Linked DNA regions of Homo sapiens: region 1 is linked to region 2. A link is a loop called in an ENCODE intact Hi-C map of the cell type or tissue named here. Cell type or tissue: A673. All regions are shown on one strand. Links, peaks and the distances in the headings refer to the core of each region. The heading gives the core; the rest is flanking DNA.

The links. Peaks named below come from ENCODE experiments on the same cell type or tissue, not always from the same donor. Only the 100,000 strongest peaks of a DNase experiment are listed, where the experiment ranks them.
Region 1: a loop joins it to region 2, with 3 times the contacts of the local background. A loop is called at or near these places in 2 of 110 quality-filtered maps.

What each region holds. Positions count from the first base shown.
Region 1 is chr11:87,257,377-87,266,143 of GRCh38, forward strand. All of the region lies in intron 6 of TMEM135 (transmembrane protein 135), which reads left to right. It also overlaps the pseudogene LOC101929104. Among named protein-coding and RNA genes, the nearest start is that of TMEM135, 220 kb to the left of the region's middle. In A673, for the core only: no CTCF peak of the experiment used is centred there; a DNase peak (open chromatin) is centred at 3,605; H3K27ac peaks cover 2,463 bases.
Region 2 is chr11:87,190,873-87,199,639 of GRCh38, forward strand. The region is part of intron 5 of TMEM135 (transmembrane protein 135); the gene reads left to right. Among named protein-coding and RNA genes, the nearest start is that of TMEM135, 160 kb to the left of the region's middle. RefSeq lists a silencer at 5,762-5,962. In A673, for the core only: no CTCF peak of the experiment used is centred there; DNase peaks (open chromatin) are centred at 3,909, 4,329, 4,749 and 5,769; H3K4me3 peaks cover 1,277 bases; H3K27ac peaks cover 2,500 bases.

The sequences.
Region 1 (8,767 bases), core at 2,617-5,116, 66 kb after region 2:
GAGGTAATCAAAAGACACTATAGTGTAGTTGAGAGGGAACTCTGGGGTTCAGCTGTGTTGGTTCAAATCCTTCTCCATCTTACTTGTTTTGTGACTTTGGGTAAGTTATGTAGCCTCTTTGTGCCTCACATTTCTCGTCTTCAGTGGGGATAATAATAGTACTTACCTCATGGGGTTATTGTATTGAATATCTACTGCATAGTAAGCACTCAATAAATGTTAGTTGTTTTTATTATTTAAATCTAAGCTGTAAACGTCATATTTATATGATTCTATTTATCAAAAATGTCCAGAATAGAAAAATCTGTAGAGATAAAAATTAGATTGGTGGCCTAGGGGAGTTGGGAGTGTAGGGAATGACTATTAATGGGTAAGGGTTTTTTTTAGGGTTGATGAAAATGTTCTAAAAGTAATTGTGGTGATGGCTGCACAAGTCTGAATATACCAGAAACCACTGACTGATACAGTTTAGATAGTGAATTGTATAATATTTCAATGGTATCTCAATAAAACTGTGAATGTATTTTTAAATATAAATCTGGCACATTCTTGATCAAAATTAAGTCACAGATTGCCAGATACAAACTGACCACAAGCACGTACTTCCTATACCATATGTACGTCTAAGTCCCTTTCTAAGAATACATTCCAATTTAGTATGAATAGAAATTACATTTATAGTCTTTAGAAATATAATCAGTTAATAACTTGATTATATTTTCTGCATATATTATATATATTTGATTATATATTGATATTGATTATATTTTACACAATAATTATTTTACTGTATTCTGTGTTTATTTTGGGGAAAAGCCTTTTTTTTTTTCAGTTGGAATCACTTTTAATATTTAAATACAAAAAATGAGCACTGGCTTCTCTTTTTTTAAACACACACACAAATCTAACAGCCAAAATGTGCAGAGGAAATGAGCTCCTGCTCTGTCTTCCCCAGTCCCCATCCTGTGGCTAAAGCTGCAGCCAGCCTCTTTCCTCTTATACATAGGGATTCATAGTGGCCACATTACACCACAGTTGTAATGCATTTTGTCTGTTTTACATTGTGTGCATGTCCCTCCCCAACAGCTCCATTCTTTAAGGAAAAAAAAGAAAGCAGTCATTAATGGTCAGGGGCACATCCCTCCCACTGGTGTCAGTTCCTACCCCACAGGAGAAAGTGAGATCTTCCAGTTAGGAGCAATTTTGTGAAAAGAGTGTGTGGCCAGAGCTGGAATAACCATTTGCATGGCTGCACTGTGGTATCAGAGTGAAGACTGAAGTAAGTCAGGATAGTGTGGAGGGCACAGTTGCAATTAAGTCTCTTCATGAGACAATGTGGGGAGATTTCTTCCCACCAGGTTTAGATGGATCAATGTGCCAAAGTTAAAAAAAAATCCAAATAATCAGCAGTTCAAACACAATTGAATTTCTGACTTCTCCCACGGAGACAGCTCATATACGGCAGTAACAATCTAGATCTTTCCAGGAAGTGAAGGAAGAGCCCCTTGCATTCTTCCTGAGAGCCCTGTGTTAGGCCCTAGAAGTATCTGCTGCTGCTGCAGTTGCTGCTGTTGCTCGGTTTGCATCTTCTCAGTCTCAAAGACAACGGGAAGAACCAGGATCATAAAGGAAGTGGTCCCAATCCACACGGCTGCCCTGGGAAACCTGTACATTTTGTGAGCCACAAAGAGGGAGAGAAAGAAGAGGTTCTGGCCGCAGACCGGACCCTCTTCGGAAACATCTCCATCAGGCCCCATAGTCTCTCCGACCAGGTCTCATCTAGCTTCTCCTCGTCGTCCTCCTCCAACTCCTCCTTAGTCTTCTCCACGTCGCCTTTTGGGAGCAATTCCTCCGGGGATAGGGGTTCCCCTGCGACAGCGGCCATGGCTGTAGGGGACACCAGAAGTGGAAAAAAAGGATAGGGAAAAGATATTTCCAAACCACTGTACTTGCCATGGATAATTTTTGAAATGAATGACAACACCCAGAAGGAAATTTTATGTGTGTGTGTATATGTGTATGTGTGTACGCGTGTAGAGCGGGAATACACACACACACTACATATATATATCATGTTACATTTTTTTCCTCTTCCATGGGTCTATTTCAGACATTTTTAAGAATTAGCATAGATAGCACAAATGGAAATTTTTTGGCCTTATTCCAGTCTACATCCTTAAAACTTCAAATAAAACATCCATATTTGGAGGCTTATTTTTCATGTTGTATAGTTTCAGTGAATGGGATCATTGGGAGAGAAAGTACACCATCGATATACAAGTTCATCTAAAATTCACAGCAAAACAGAATATTTTCCCACCATTATCAATTTTCAGCACATTTTGTTTCAGATGTGTGATTGAGTCACTGAGCCAGGAAAATGTTTACCTGCAAAGTGAGCTAATAGAAATGGGAGAAGCTTTTAAGTTCTAAAATTTCAGTCATCTCTGTCTAGCGTCTTCCCTAGAGGAAGGAAAAAGTGGGTCTCTTCCCTTTTTTATTTTCCCTTGTTAATCACAAAGCCTCTTTGTACTGGTAGGGCCTTGATGGTGGCTGAGTGCTGGCTGTTTATCATGTTCCTGTCATCCTCAAATGCAAAATGTAAAGAGGAGGAGAACACAGCTTTGGGTTTTCAAGCTTTGTGACAGCTTAGGACCTCTGAATCTCAGCTGCTCTCAAATGCTTTCTAAAGTGATTTGATCACTGAAATGGATTATGCAATTTTTATGGTTTTGAGCTCTTTGGGCATGTTCAGAACAAGAATAATATTAAAAATCAGACAGTGGAAAACAATTGAGCTTATCAGGTTAGATTTCTTTTATTATCACAAAAGCATCCAGTTCTATTATTGGAAACACAATTGTTAACTTCTGTTTCTTCCTTGAATGTTAAAAAATGTTTGTTGTATTTGATAATTCCAAATTCTAATATTGTGGATGAACCTTCCTTGCAGGGTGTCATTGTAAGATATTTTCAGGGATTCTTATGAAAGATAAGGCTTTCCTTATCTCACTTTTGAAAACCACCAGCAACTTCTACTGATATGAAACACGTAGAGACATTTATTATAGCAAGCCTAACTTGTTGAAATTACTTGAATGCTAAGAAGTCTATAATCATTAAAATTCCGGTCACTTTCCTGAATTTATTATCTATTTTTTTTTGGATTTGTATTACATCCCTTTTAATTTTCTGTTACATTATAATATTTAACAAAAACTGTGTGAGTAAATGCGAGTTAGACTGATGGAGCTTTTACCTTCTTAAAAGAAATAGGCCTAATAAAATAGGGCATTAATTTTTTATTGTTCTTTGGGAAAACAGAAATAGTACTGATAAGGATGAAAAAGAAAGGTTTTTTTTTTTAATCAAATGAGGTATTTCTCTTTATTGATTCCTAATGTGCAGTTGTTGTTAATAAACTGTTACAAATTTAAATGTCTGATGTAAGGGCTATAAAGCAGTTCCCAAACTTTAACATTGAATCTTTTAAAAATGCAGATTAAGATTCAGTAGGTCTGGGGTGGGATGTGAGCTTCAGTAGTTCCAACACTCTCCCAGGCGATGCTAGTTCTGGTCCTCGTGTCACACTCTGAATAGCAGAGCCATAAGTCACATCAGGAAATAACTTCTGTAATTGTCTTTAGAATCTGTAATTTTAAGAAATTCCAGAGAATTTAATTCCACTGCTTCTCTTGGCAACCTATTCTAGTACCTCACAACAAGTAGAGTCAAGACGTTTTTCTCAACATCTTGAATTTCTGTAATGGGAATTTTCTCAGTTAAAACAGAAAATAGCTATTCATATAATTACTTTAGAAGGTCAAAGATTATCAGGTCTCTTTCCCCTCCCTCTTCCTTTCTTCTCAGCGCCAACCTCCTTTAATATTTCCTTATGTATATTTTGCCAAAATACATATTCTGCCTTGATTTATTACCCAGTTTTAACTACAAATCTTCTATGTGGGTTAGAAATCATGAGTCTGTTAATTATTTAGTAGATGAATTGATAAAATAGAGACTTTTCTTATCCAAAATTTCTCGTTAATTAATGTGTGAAACAAAAAAATTAGAAGTCTCCGTTTCTTTTTAAAATTTTGTTAATTGTATAAATAATACAGTTTCATTTAAAAATTCAAACAATGCAAAAGTATAAATAATAAAAATGGAAAATTCTCACCCCTTTATATACCTCCCTCTTTGTACTTCTCTCTTTTTAGTTCAAACCATCTTAACAGTTTGCATATATCCTTCTAGAATTCTTTTTTTTTGAGACTCGCTTTCATTTACCCTGGAGTGCAGTGGCACAGTCATGACTCACTGCAGCCTCAAACGTCTGGCCTTAAGCAGTCCTCCCACCTCAGCCTCCTGGGTGGCTGGGACCACATGTGTGCACCACCACTCCTGTCTAATTTTTTAGTTTTGTTTTTTAGAGGCGGGATCCCCTTACGTTGCTCAGGGTGGTCTAGAACTCTTGGGTTCAAGGAATCGGCCTGCCTTGGCCTGCCAAAGTGTTGAGATTGTGGACATGAGCCATCAGGTTCAACACAGAATTATTTCTATACATACCTTTGTACCTATGTTTATATTTTTAAAAATGAGATCACAAATTATATATTGTTCTGTAGTGTTTTTCTATTTAATAATGCATCTTCGGATTCTATCCAAATGTCAGTACATATCCTCATTGTTTTTAGGGGCTGCAAAAAAAATCTATAAATAAGTATTTAAACCTTCTCAACAGACATTTACACTATTTGCAGGTTTTCGTTGTTGCAAACTGTACAACCATGAACATTGTTTTTAAAATATCTTTGTGCTCCTGTTCCAGTATTTCTAAATTTATGTTACTGTTTATATATTATTGATAGGTTAGATACTTAGCTACAAATGGATTCGCTGGTTCAAATGTACTAGACATATTTAATGTTAATAGATATTGCCAGATTGTCCTCCAAAAAAGGCAGTATCCATGTATTTTCGCTCCAAGAGTGCTTATTGATTCCTACATCCTAGTTTATGTTGGTAATTTTTATCTTTTTGTCAGTCAAATCATCTAAAATGTAGGTAATACCTCATTTTTGCTGTACTTTGAGGTGGAACACCTTTTCATTGGTTTATTAGCCATTTCGATTTCCTACCTCTACCTATTTTTTATTTTTAAATTTATTGCTCTGATTTGTAGGAGCTCTTTACATGCTATTAATGTTTGTTCCTTCCTGTTATATTGTTGTATCAATCAGCTACTGTAAACACAACCATAAAATCTGAGTGGCATATAACAGCAAGCCAATTATCTGGCCAGCTCTGTTTCATGCTGCAGGTCTGTGGGGGCAGTTGGGGAAGTTCAGCTCCCCATATCTTCATTTTGAGCCGTGAGCGGAGGGGACAAAAATCTATGCAAGGAAGGCTGTCTTCATAGCAGTAGCATGAGATTTGTTTCTATTAACATTGTCTACAAAATATTGGATACATGTATACATTAAGTACTTTATTTCAATTTAGCACATACATATCTGCTCATTTACCAAGGCGTTTTTTGTGAGTATGAGTTGCCTAGGTGGAGTTCTGAGTTGTTTTTGTTATAAGATATTGTCTTTTCAAAGCATTCAACTCAGTTTTCATGGAAAAAAAAAACCTTTCTTCCTTTTTGTTTTATGTAATATGTAAGCCAGTTACGTAATTACATTAAGAAGTACAACTGACATGAACACATTTGGGGACAAATACAGCTGAGTCTTGACAAGCATGTAACAACTAATATGAAGAGAGGTGTATGTGGTCCTATTTGGAGTAGTGTTTTATTTTTGAGCAATCAATGTGCATATTAGAATATTTACAGAGAAAATAAGGAAACTAAGATAAATTTGTCCTATTTAATCTCTTAAATGGAGATTGGATACAAGAACTGTTACTGTGAAGAGCACATTTTGAAAATATTTGCTAAATTCTGATTCTTCATATTTTGTTACTGCAATATCATCATCACTGTCCTCTTCTCCATTCCTTTAGAATTTTTTCCATGTCTTAAAGCTGTCAAGATTTGGCTCCTACCATTTTTGCTTTGGCTCATTATTTATCCTAGTAGAGCCAGACTTCACTCATACTTTTACTCTAGGAACTGGTTGACATATTTGACATATGTCTTGATTCTTACGTATTAAAAGTAACTGAAGTTCAAAAATTCATAAACTGTAAGCTGATTTAGTGTTCTTTTTAGTCCAGTATGTTGCAACATTTCATAAATAAAAGTGTTATTCTCTAAAGTGAATAATACCAATACTTAAGTTTCACAGAATCATAGGGTTTTAGAGTATGAAGCAAAGTAGAGATTATGTAATAAGCATTGTCTATTTTCTGGTGAAGAAAATGAACGTGAAAAATTTTTGTAGCTTTTCTTAGATCACACAGCAGTTAGTGGCAGAGACAGAAGTGGAATTTTTGCATAATTTACTTTCAAATACCATTAATTATTTTAAAACAATTGAATATTTTGAAATTTATGTGAGGGACATGGCAAATAGACCCAGTATTATTTTTGTACTCGTAAATACCACATTGTGATGGCAAGCCTTTTAGAAAGGAAATATGAAATTAAATGAAAAACCTAGAAATTAAGGAAGATAGAAGTTTGGTAAAAAAATTCTTAATGTATATTTTGGATTTTACATATGACATAGTTTAAACTGTAGTGGAAATATCATACCATGTCATGGAATGCTTTATCTTTCTATTTGAAATAGTAAATATTTCTAATTAGTGCTGTTAAAAATTTTTGAAATTCCTTTATTGTGACTAGGTTTTAAACTAGAAAAGAGGATAAAAGCTACTTTGTAGTCAGATGTCTATGATCTCTGTCTATGTTTCAGTCTCTCTCTCTCTTTTTTTCTCCTCTCCTCCCCAATCTCACTTTTCTTTTCTGTTCTTTTTCTTTTCTTTTTTTTTGTTGTTTGTTTTCTGCTTTTACTTTAATTTATAATGTCTAGGAAGTAACTAGTAATCCACTATGGCACCTAACATTATTAGTCATGTCATTTTAAGTTTGACAAGTATGTAGATAAATGGTATTTTAGATCCAAATTAAATTTATGTTACTGTTTATATATTATTGATAGTTTCTTTTTAGTAGGAAGGAACTATACTTTGCATTAGCATATGTTTATAATCGCTCCTGATCTTTTATCATGAATTGATCACTTTTTCTTATGAAATGTATTCAGATATGTATTGAAGACTTATTTGAATGCAGTCTGTACATTTTAAGAATTTCAGCTGTTTAATCTCTACAATGTAGTTCCAGCCTTAAGCTCACTGTATATAGTCAGTTGTCATTTAAATTCAGTCTTCCAGATCTATGGTAGGTTAATTTTATCAATAAAGTCAAAAAAATCTTAAACTTTATTCTTTGTTTATTAGCTTTAAGGGCATTATCTTGCTTATAGTATTAAAGTTCATTTTGTTGAGAAATAATTGACTAGATTTTCAAAGAGACATAAAAAGAGATTGTGTGTTATTTTAAAGCTGTGAACTACTTGAAATGTCATGAGATGGGTCTGAAATTAGTTGTAGAATATAGTTATATTATAGGTTATACATTCTTATTTTCTAGAGTAAATTGGCCACAGTAATAATAAGCTACAATTAAAACATGAAACTTTGACATAAAGAAGAAATTGGAATGTTACTCACAGCTGTTGTCATAAAAGAGATTGACTAGAAATTTATTGTCTATTCACACTTAGATCAGCTCTTTTGGAAGGAAGAAATTTAGAGCTAGAACAAATAATATTTAATGCTCATTTTATAAACTGATAGTGAGAAATATAGCTAGAAGCCAAGATTTTTAGTCCTACACATCTGGTTGTGATGATTTTGGAATCTTTACACTCTGATAATATGTCTTTGTTATGATTTTAGAATATTTTCTGGCCCATTCATTAAGCAGATATGGAAGCAAGTACTGAGTCAGACCAAGTTCCTGTCATCCATGAAGAATACTGGACTCTTTTCATTCTGAAAGAGAACAATTCTTTGGATTGTTTCAGGGAACCATTTTACCATATTACATATAAATTGAGTCTATTACTCCTCAATGTTTTCTCTTCTCTTCTTTTTCCTCTCTTCCTCCAAATTTGTTTCTTTTGTTTGACTACTATGTCAGATCAAATTTTAATAAGCATCTAAACACTTCTGGAAAATAATTGGTATGCACCTTTTATGAAATATTTGAACGTTCTCTTAAAGATGAATTTAACCCAATCAGCCACCATTTGATAGCATATTTAAAGAAAATAAAAGAAACACTTAACTTTAAAATAGTGTTTAGGTGGCTTGTATAGGATGCCAAATTATCTCTGAGATAAAAACAGGAGCACATGGTATTTTGTATTTCATTTCATCCCTTAGGTCATAGCTTATTATTAAACATTGTATAGAAAATATCAGTGATCATTGTATGCACTGAGTCAATTTCTTATTGAGAATCTTCCTAGTTTTCTCATTGTTCCTTGAGATTCTGAGAAAGTAATTTAAGATCTCTTTACGTGCATATAATTTGTAGTAGTATACTGAGCTATTGATCTATTAGCCTTACAGCTAAAAGGTTTTCTTGAAATCCTTTCTGTTTTTGAACAAAGATTAAATGTTATTCATGACTCACAGTAATGAAAAAGGAAATATTTATTTTGAGGATAAGCCAATTTATATATTATTGGACATTGCACAGACCACCCAGGCCTGAAGCCTACTGTTTATAGTTAAGGATTTT
Region 2 (8,767 bases), core at 3,304-5,803:
TTTTCTTTGCTGGTTACCAGTTTTTGGATAATATGTATTTGCATATCAACATAACCACTACTTTTATTTTACTTGGTTCATTAACTACAGTTGTTTTATTCTTCATTATTCCATACTATAGTTTACTAATTTGCAACATAGGTTCTTATGAATCTTCCAAAATCGCTCATTCACATAGCCGTTGACACAAAACTCTAATTCCTTGCCGGCTGGTTGCAAGGAGGCCTTAGTTCCTCACCAGCTTGACCTCTCCATAAGTTTGCTTCGTCCTTATGTCCTCTAGAGTGAGTGTCCTAAGATAGGGCAAGGAGGAAGCCACAATGTCTATTATCTCCTGATATCAGAAGTCACACACCCTTACTTTGGCAGTATTTTTTTTTTTTTCTGAGACAGAGTCCCGCTCTTTCACCCAGGCTGGAGTGCAGTGGCACGATCTCGGCTCACTGCAAGCTCCGCCTCCTGGGTTCACACCATTCTCCTGCCTCAGCCTCCTGAGAAGCTGGGACTACAGGTGCCCGCCACCACGCCCGGCTAATATTTTTGTATTTTTAGTAGAGACAGAGTTTCACAGTGTTAGCCAGGATGGTTTCGATCTCTTGACCTCGTGATCTGCCTGCCTCGGCCTCCCAAAGTGCTGGGATTACAAGTGTGAGCCACCATTCTATTCATTAGGAGCGATTCACTAAGTACAGTCAACACTTTGGGGCAGGGAAGAATTAGATTCTACTACCTTTGGAAGGAAGAAGTGAAGAATTTGTGGGATATATTTTAAAACCACGATGATCATCATATATGATTTCTAAGCATTTCCTGTTAGAGTCTATTATTCGGAATTGTTTGCAACAGTGTTGACAATTGATATGTGTTGTGTAGTTTCTTTTTGACTGCCTTGTTTTTAGGTTTGGGGATCAGTGTTATATACTCACTTTAAAGACATAACTTAGAAGTTTTCCTTATTATCTATGTTTTTGGAATAATTTTAAAGTAGCATTGGGAGTTTATACTTTTAAAAAGTATGCTAGCATTCTCCTGAGAAGTCATCTGGACGTGGGGCATTTTTTTGAGAGCTCTATTACTGGTTTTTCTATTTCTTTTGTTTCTTTTCTTTTCTTTTCTTTTTTTTTTTTTTTTTTCGAGATGGAGTCTTGCTCCAGGCTGGAGTGCAGTGGCGCGATCTGGGCTTACTGCAACCTCCACCTCCTGGGATCAAGCGATCCCCCTGCCTCAGCCTCCCGAGTAGCTGGGACTACAGGCATGTGCCACCGTGCCCAGCTAATTTTTTTTTTTTTTTGTATTTTAGTAGAGACGGGGTTTTACCATGTTGGCCAGGATGGTGTCGATCTCCTAACTTCGTGATCCGCCCAACTTGGCCTCCCAAAGTGCTGGGATTACAGGCATGAGCCACTTCTATTTCTTTTATAATTGATTTATGTAGATGTCTGTCTTTCTTAAGGCCATTTCTGGTACCAATTTCAGTATTTTTTAGGTTAAATTTTAAAGACAAATTTATATTCAGAAGATTGTTTCTTTTTTTTGCTGTAAGTCAATAGGAATAAAATGAATTACGTATTTATGTATGTTATATAAAGGCAAACATCAGAAGTTTATCAGTTCTTTAAAGAGAAGTAAACTTGTTTTACCCATGTTTGTGTTTTAACTTGTTTTTGAAGGCAATTAGGTAAATATGAGTGAATGTAAGAGTTTTCAAAAAACCGCCTATGTTCTTTTGAAATGTGTGTGCTACTTGAAGATATCAGCTATTATTTTATTTATAAATAAGAGAAATAAGCTTTATTCCATGTAATTTGATAAAACAATTTGAATTTTTGTTTCTAGATCTATTACTGTTTATAAAGGCTGGTACAAATTCATTTTTAATAAAACCAGTTTACATATTTATAAGAATGTGATTGTATGTGTGGGTGAGCCGTGTATACTGCTTTTAATAAATATTTTGGTTTGCCGGGCATGGTGGCTCACGCCTGTAATTCCAGCACTTTCAGTGGCAAAGGTGGGCAGATCACTTGAGATCAGGAGTTCAAGGCCAGCCTGGCCAACATGGGAAAACCCCGTCTCTACTAAAAATATAAAAAATACCCAGGCCTGGTGGCACCCACCTGTAGTCCAAGCTACTTGGGAGGCTGAGGCAGGAGAATCACTTGAACCTGGGAGGCAAAGGTTGCAGTGAGCTGAGATTGCACCACTGCACTCCAGCCTGGGTGACTCCATCTCAAAAAAAAAAATTGTCATTTTTTGTGTATTCATTTCTTTTTTCATCATATATAATAGGCCATCATTAAGTTAAGACTGAGTGATACACAGCAGTGGAGTGGAGACAACAAGGTACCTGCTCTTGAGGAGCTTGTGTCTAGCAGATTCTAAGTGGGGGTGTAGTGGTGGTGAGATCTGATTCAAGAAATATTTAGGAGATACTTGAAAATTATAAGACAAATTTATCAAATCACTTAATCTAGAGTTTTCATATAGATTAAGATACAGATTGTTATTTAGTTTAGCCTCTGCTAATTTTTATCCATTTTCCTTGTAATCTGCAAAATTTTCAGGTTCTTCTGTTTTATTTTCCCATTTATTTTTCCCAAGAGCTAAATATTGATGAGACTCCAGATATGAAATTACTTTAATTTGGTAGTGAGAATTGAAAATCACTGTTTTTGGTGGGGGGATAACTGTTAATTTCTTCTAAGTACCCAGGGAATAATTGTTAAGCTTTTGATTTTGTGGCTTATGTAATTAAGAATATCTGACTTCTCTTTTCAATGTGTAATCAGAAATAAAGAATTAAGAACTCAGTTAGGTTTTTTAAATTTTTTCTTTAGTTGGTTCAGATTTAAGTCTTGAATTGTTCACTTAAAGACCATATATATTCTTATATATTATATTATATATTATATAAACATATATATTTGTATGTATATATGAAGTCATACATTATACTTGTTTTGAATTTTTTAATAGGCCTATGATCATGCTAGGATACAGTAGATACACAATACATTTATTTAATTTGTGTGCATTGAAGTATTGCTGTGGACTGTGATAAAGAATTTTTGTGGTAAGCCATAGGCTTGTTATCTTTGCTTTTTTCACTTACTAGCAGAGAAGATTAATGTAGTAATGTTCATGACATTCATGTTTATTCTTTAAAATCTTCATAAAATGTTTTGAATCAGTTAAACACATTTAAAAGAGTTTGTTCCTGTGTGAATTTTAAGCCTTTTAATGGATTTTACTTCCATTTCATTTAATGAAAAAGAAACTGTGGCTCCACACAAAAGACAACATATTTTCTGCACAAGTTAAAAAAAAATTGGTAAATGTAGATCTTTGTTGACTGAAGTGCTGGGAAAGCTGCTGTTTCTTGCACGTATTCTTAAAATCAACAAAATACCTCCACAAGACAACTGGCAGCTGTGGTTGAACTTAAAAAGCACTCTTACTTATGCTAAAGTTTGCAGTATTTTAGTCCAGCTAACTGTATACTATTCTGCAAATGAAAAAATCTCAAATCGTTTAGTGGGCAAAGACTTTTGAAATTCTCTTGTACTATCCTGTGTCAGATCTTTACTACTATTTACTTGTACAGTATAGTTTATTCTACATTTTATAGTTCCACCTTCTTAAAGAATAATAATACCTGTGTATGTGTGTGTGTGTTGTGTATTTGTATGTATGTGTATATACAGTGGAAAACTTGGTTATCATAAAATATACAAATTAAAGCACCCATAAAAACTCTGGTTAAAATTTTTGCCTTCTTGTTCCTAATTTATTATATTGAACAAGATTCCTGTTGCTCTTCATATTCTCTGTTCATCTTCCATAATTCTCTTTGAAGTCAGTAGTTGCTGTAAGTATGGAAATAGAGAAGGGAAAACCTAACTAAATCCAGTGTACTTAGAGCTCTCGTGAAAGTCAATGTTGTGGCATTTTTTTAAAGGAAATTATAGGTATCTTGCTAATTTCTTGATACTGTGTCATGAGGTTATCTTTTACATAAACTCATAAATGGATGAATTATATTTTCTTACTAAAATGATGCATATATGTTACTTAATGAATGCTTGTTTCTAACTTTTTAAATTTTAAAACCATATCAGCATTATACATTTTACTTTTTAGAAACAAAGCATGCCTTTTATTTAAAGTGTGAAACATACATTAAAAATTTAGTCTTCTTTATGTGTTATCTGAAGGAAGCTTATTAAAATCTGAATTATGTTTGTTTTACCAAGAAACATGAGTATTCTTTGCAAGACATCGAATGCAAATCCAACCATCCAAATTTAGGTAATTTATTTACTGTCAAATGTCTTTCTTTCCTTCTCCCCTGTCTTCTTTTTCTTTTTTTAAAATATGATTCTGACAAGAATGATGAATTTTAATTTGTATAATTGAAAAAGTCATTTTCTCTTTCTTTCTCTTTCCTTCCTTCCTTCCTTCCTTCCTTCCTTCCTTCCTTCCTTCCTTCCTTCCTTCCTTCCTTCCTTCCTTCCTTCCTTCTCTCTCTCTCTCTCTCTGTTTCTCTCTTTCTTTCTTTCTCTCTTGTTTTTGAGACGGAGTTTTACTCTTGTTGTCCAGGCTGGAGTGCAATGGCATGATCTCAGCTCGCCGCAATCTCCACCTCCCGGGTTCAAGCGGTTCTCCTGCCTCAGCCAGTCGAGTAGCTGGGATTACAGCTGGCTAATTTTGTATTTTTAGTAAAGACGGGGTTTCTCCATGTTGGTCAGGCTGTTCTCGAACTCCCAACCTCAGGCAATCTGCCAGCCTCCGCCTCCCAAAGCGTTGGGATTACAGGCATGAGCCACTGTGCCCAGACGAAAAAGTCATTTTCTTACTTCACACGAGTAAAAATTGTTTTTGCATGCCTGTTATTTTCATCCTACAGTTGCTTAGGGTGTGCCTGTCAATGTTGATGTTCGATGTTATTAATAATGAGTAAAATTTGAAGACATTTAAAGAAAAGCATTTGGGTAATAGTTTATGGTGGTTTTTTAAAAACAGTATGTAGTATCTGTTCGAGACTATTTTATGGCAGTTATAAACTTGTATGGAATGATACCATTAACTTAGTTTGACACAGATGCTGAGGAAATACTATTAAAAAGTGATCAAGTTCCAAAATTTTACATAGTATCTGTGCGAGACTATTTTATGGCAGTTATAAACTTGTATGGAATGATACCATTTTGTTTGCTGGAATTATTACCCAAGAAAACAAACCAGTTTTTAAAATGTTCCTTTATAATTTGAGTGAGAGAGTAAAATTATGTTGGAACAATATTTGTGACAGATTTTGGGGGAAATATTTTAGGATTTTGTGCTAAAAAGTGAATTGTAACACTCATCATCCTTTGCAATGGTGAAATGTCTGCAAATTCTGAACTTAAATATTTGATTAAATATTGCAGGTATATTCATATTTTAATTTGATATGCTTAAAATAAAAATGAAGATTATTAAGGTTACAGTATCATTTAACACATTTTAAAAAAAATTTCTAAGAAATTAACTTAGTTTGGCACAGATGCTGAGGAAATACTATTAAAAAGTGATCAAGTTCCAAAAATTTACATGTTTATTTTAGGATATGCAAATCTTTTGGTCCTAAAAATTGTTGTCATTTTTCTACATCAGGCTTAGATGCCTGGCAGTAGACTGTTTTCTTTTTCTCTTGTTTATAGTGGGGAATATTATTTTTAGGGAATTTGATGGGGGGAACCTGAAATTGAGGCTTAGTTTTACAGGAAGATCTTTTTGGAGTTGTCAGGAAGTAGACTTCAAATATACTTATGTACATTCTAGCCACTTATTCAGAATTTCCTGACTTTCTGATAAGATAGAGACCAGAGCCAGTGAAATTTTCAATGAAAACATGAACTTTCAGACTTTAACGCATAATCTTCCAAGTGGGATAATCCACTGTGTATGTTTAGTGGCTTGTAAAAGTATTTAGAATTTTTTAAAAAGTTACTATCCAAAATTGAATTTAAATTACTTTAAGAATGGATACGTATTTTGGATCTCTTAACCTTTGCTGATGTTAAATATTGGTGTTTATAAACTAGCAATTTAGAGCATTGGTGAGATACTGATGAAACATAGTTACATTTCTCCTAATGAAAAAAAATTAGCAAAACTTATAGTACCAAAATAAAGGAAATTCAGATGTAGGCTATTTTTGTCTTTAGACAAACAGCATTAAAATTTTTACTTTTTTTCTTTAGAAAAAAATACAAGATGTCTGTACTAGGTTTCCAATTCAGAGTATAACAAATATTTTCTAAGGCTAAGATGCTCCTTTCTGTAAATTTCCATGGCATTTTGTACATAATTCTATTATGTTTAGAAGTTTCCTGATATAAACAGAAGGTGCAATAGCTGGACGAGTACATATTCTTTTAATTTAATGCAAGAAATTCTAATTCGGCATAAAGGGTAAAACGTATCAGACTCTCATACAGAGTTATGAAGTAGTATAAATGGAAAAACACTAAATTCCTTTGTGTTGTCCCATAAAACAGGAAGCATCTTAAGCTATTGGATGCCTAAATATTTGTATATCAGAATCTAGAAAGGAGATGGTAACCTGTAATTTGACATTAGATACAGAATTGTGTCTGAAGTTACTAAGTGCAATTTGCTAAATTTCTTCTATTGATAGATTTCTTTATGATGGGACTTTCCAATTCTGTTAAAATTGGTAGTTTTTTTATTATTGTCATGGTTTACTTATGGCCAGTGTGGTTTTATGTGTAGCTTAGCAAAAAAAAAATGTCACTTGAGGCTATGCGTTGGCATGAGTCTAAGTTTAAATCCTAATTTCATATTTAATTATTTGATGTATGTTTTGCAAATTCACTTATTAGGGATATCATATAAATGCAATGCTACTTAGAATGAAAAAGTTACTAAAAAGTTTTTTTTATTTGTATGTTATCAGAGAAGAAAATGTATATTTTATTTATTGGGAAAACAGTTAAATTAATTCCATCTCAAAATCCATTTAGAAAATATTTATCTATTTTTATTTTTAGTTTTTGGATACTTTTTTATTTTTATTTTTTTAGGTACATAATAGTTGTAAATCTTTATGGGCTACATGTGAGTATTTCTTACACGTAATGATCAAGTCAGAATATTTGGGGTATCCATCACCTTGAGTGTTTATCATTTTTATGTGTTGGTGTCATTTCAAGCCCTCTCTTCTTGTTATTTTTAAATATACATAATACTGTTGCTAAATATAGTCACACTAGTCTGTTATCAAACATCCTCCCAACCATCCTCCTCAGTTCTATTCTTTATGTACATGAGATTAAAGTTTTTTAGTTCCCATATTTGAGTAAGAATGTATGTCAAAATCCGTTTTACAATTTATTTTACTACACATTTGTATTAGGATACCTCTTTCAGATCTGTTGTTTTTGGATGGAGGGTTTTGGTATTCCAAGAGCAGGATCCTTGGAAACCCTTCAAAACCCTTAGAGTATTCTAGGGAAAAACAAAACAGAACAAAACAAAGTCAGCAACAAAAAAGTTAATAAGGGTACTTCCTGAGCTGAAAATGTCTGTTGTCTGAGGTTGTTTTTTGTTAGTTGGTTTTTCCTTCCCTCTCCTCCCCGCTCTGTTTCTCCCCCACTCCTCCCTTCCCTCCTCCCTCCCCTCTCCCCTCCCCTCTCCGCTCCCCTCTCTCTCATTCTCCTTGCTTCCTCTTCCTTTCCATCTCCTCTTTCTCTCCTCTCCCTCTCTTCTCTTTTCCCTGTTTCCTCCTTCCCTCTCTTACTTCCTCCAATTTCTTCCCTCCCTCTCTTTTCTTTTTTTTTTGCAATGGATGAGCAAGTGATGATTCAACATGTACCATGTAAAGGCACTATACCAGGTGTTAGAGACAAGTATAAATAATAGAAACAACAGTTTAAAAAGATGCTTAGAAATGAAGAACGTTTGACTGAGTTCCTAGTTTTATAAATTCAGCAAACAAATATTGTCTTCTATGTCTTTTTTTATTTTGCTAGGCACTAGGGATTTTCCTGCTCTCAAGAGGCTTATATTTTAAATCTATGCAGTGCTATAATAGAATTATGTACAAAATGCCATGGAAATTTACAGAAAGGAGCATCTTAGCTTTAGAAAATATTTGTTATACTCTGAATTGGAAACCTAGTACAGACACCTTGTATTATGAGTAGTTATCGCTGTGGCTCACATCTGTAATCTCAGCACTTCGGGAGGCCGAGGCAGACAGATCATGAGGTCAGGAGTTCCAGACCAGCCTGGCCAACATGGTGAAACCCTGTCGCTACTAAAAATACAAAAATTAGCTGGGCATGGTGGAACTCCTGACCTCCTTGTGCAATGCTTTTACAAGTGGTTAATGTTTCTGAAGAGGGTAGGTTAGAGGGAGTGTTAAGAGGATGGAAACCTCCTTGTATTGACCTCTCCAAGACGGTGCGTTCATGTCAAAAACTAATCAAGTGCAGCTGCAAGATTAATTGTGTGAGGAAGCTGTAAACATAGAAAACTATGGCCTCTACCCAGAGCTCTGTTTTATAGACAAGCATTCACTTTAGAACTACTGTCAATGAACCTGACTGAGCAATAATTTGCTCACTTGAGCCTACAGTGGTAGTATTTAAAAATTACTGAGCTTGTAGGGGATGAGGTAGATACATATAGATTTCTAGTTGAGGCATTTGAGGAAACTAGAGTAGGTCTGAGTAAAGGAGAAGATGGAATAAAATAACTT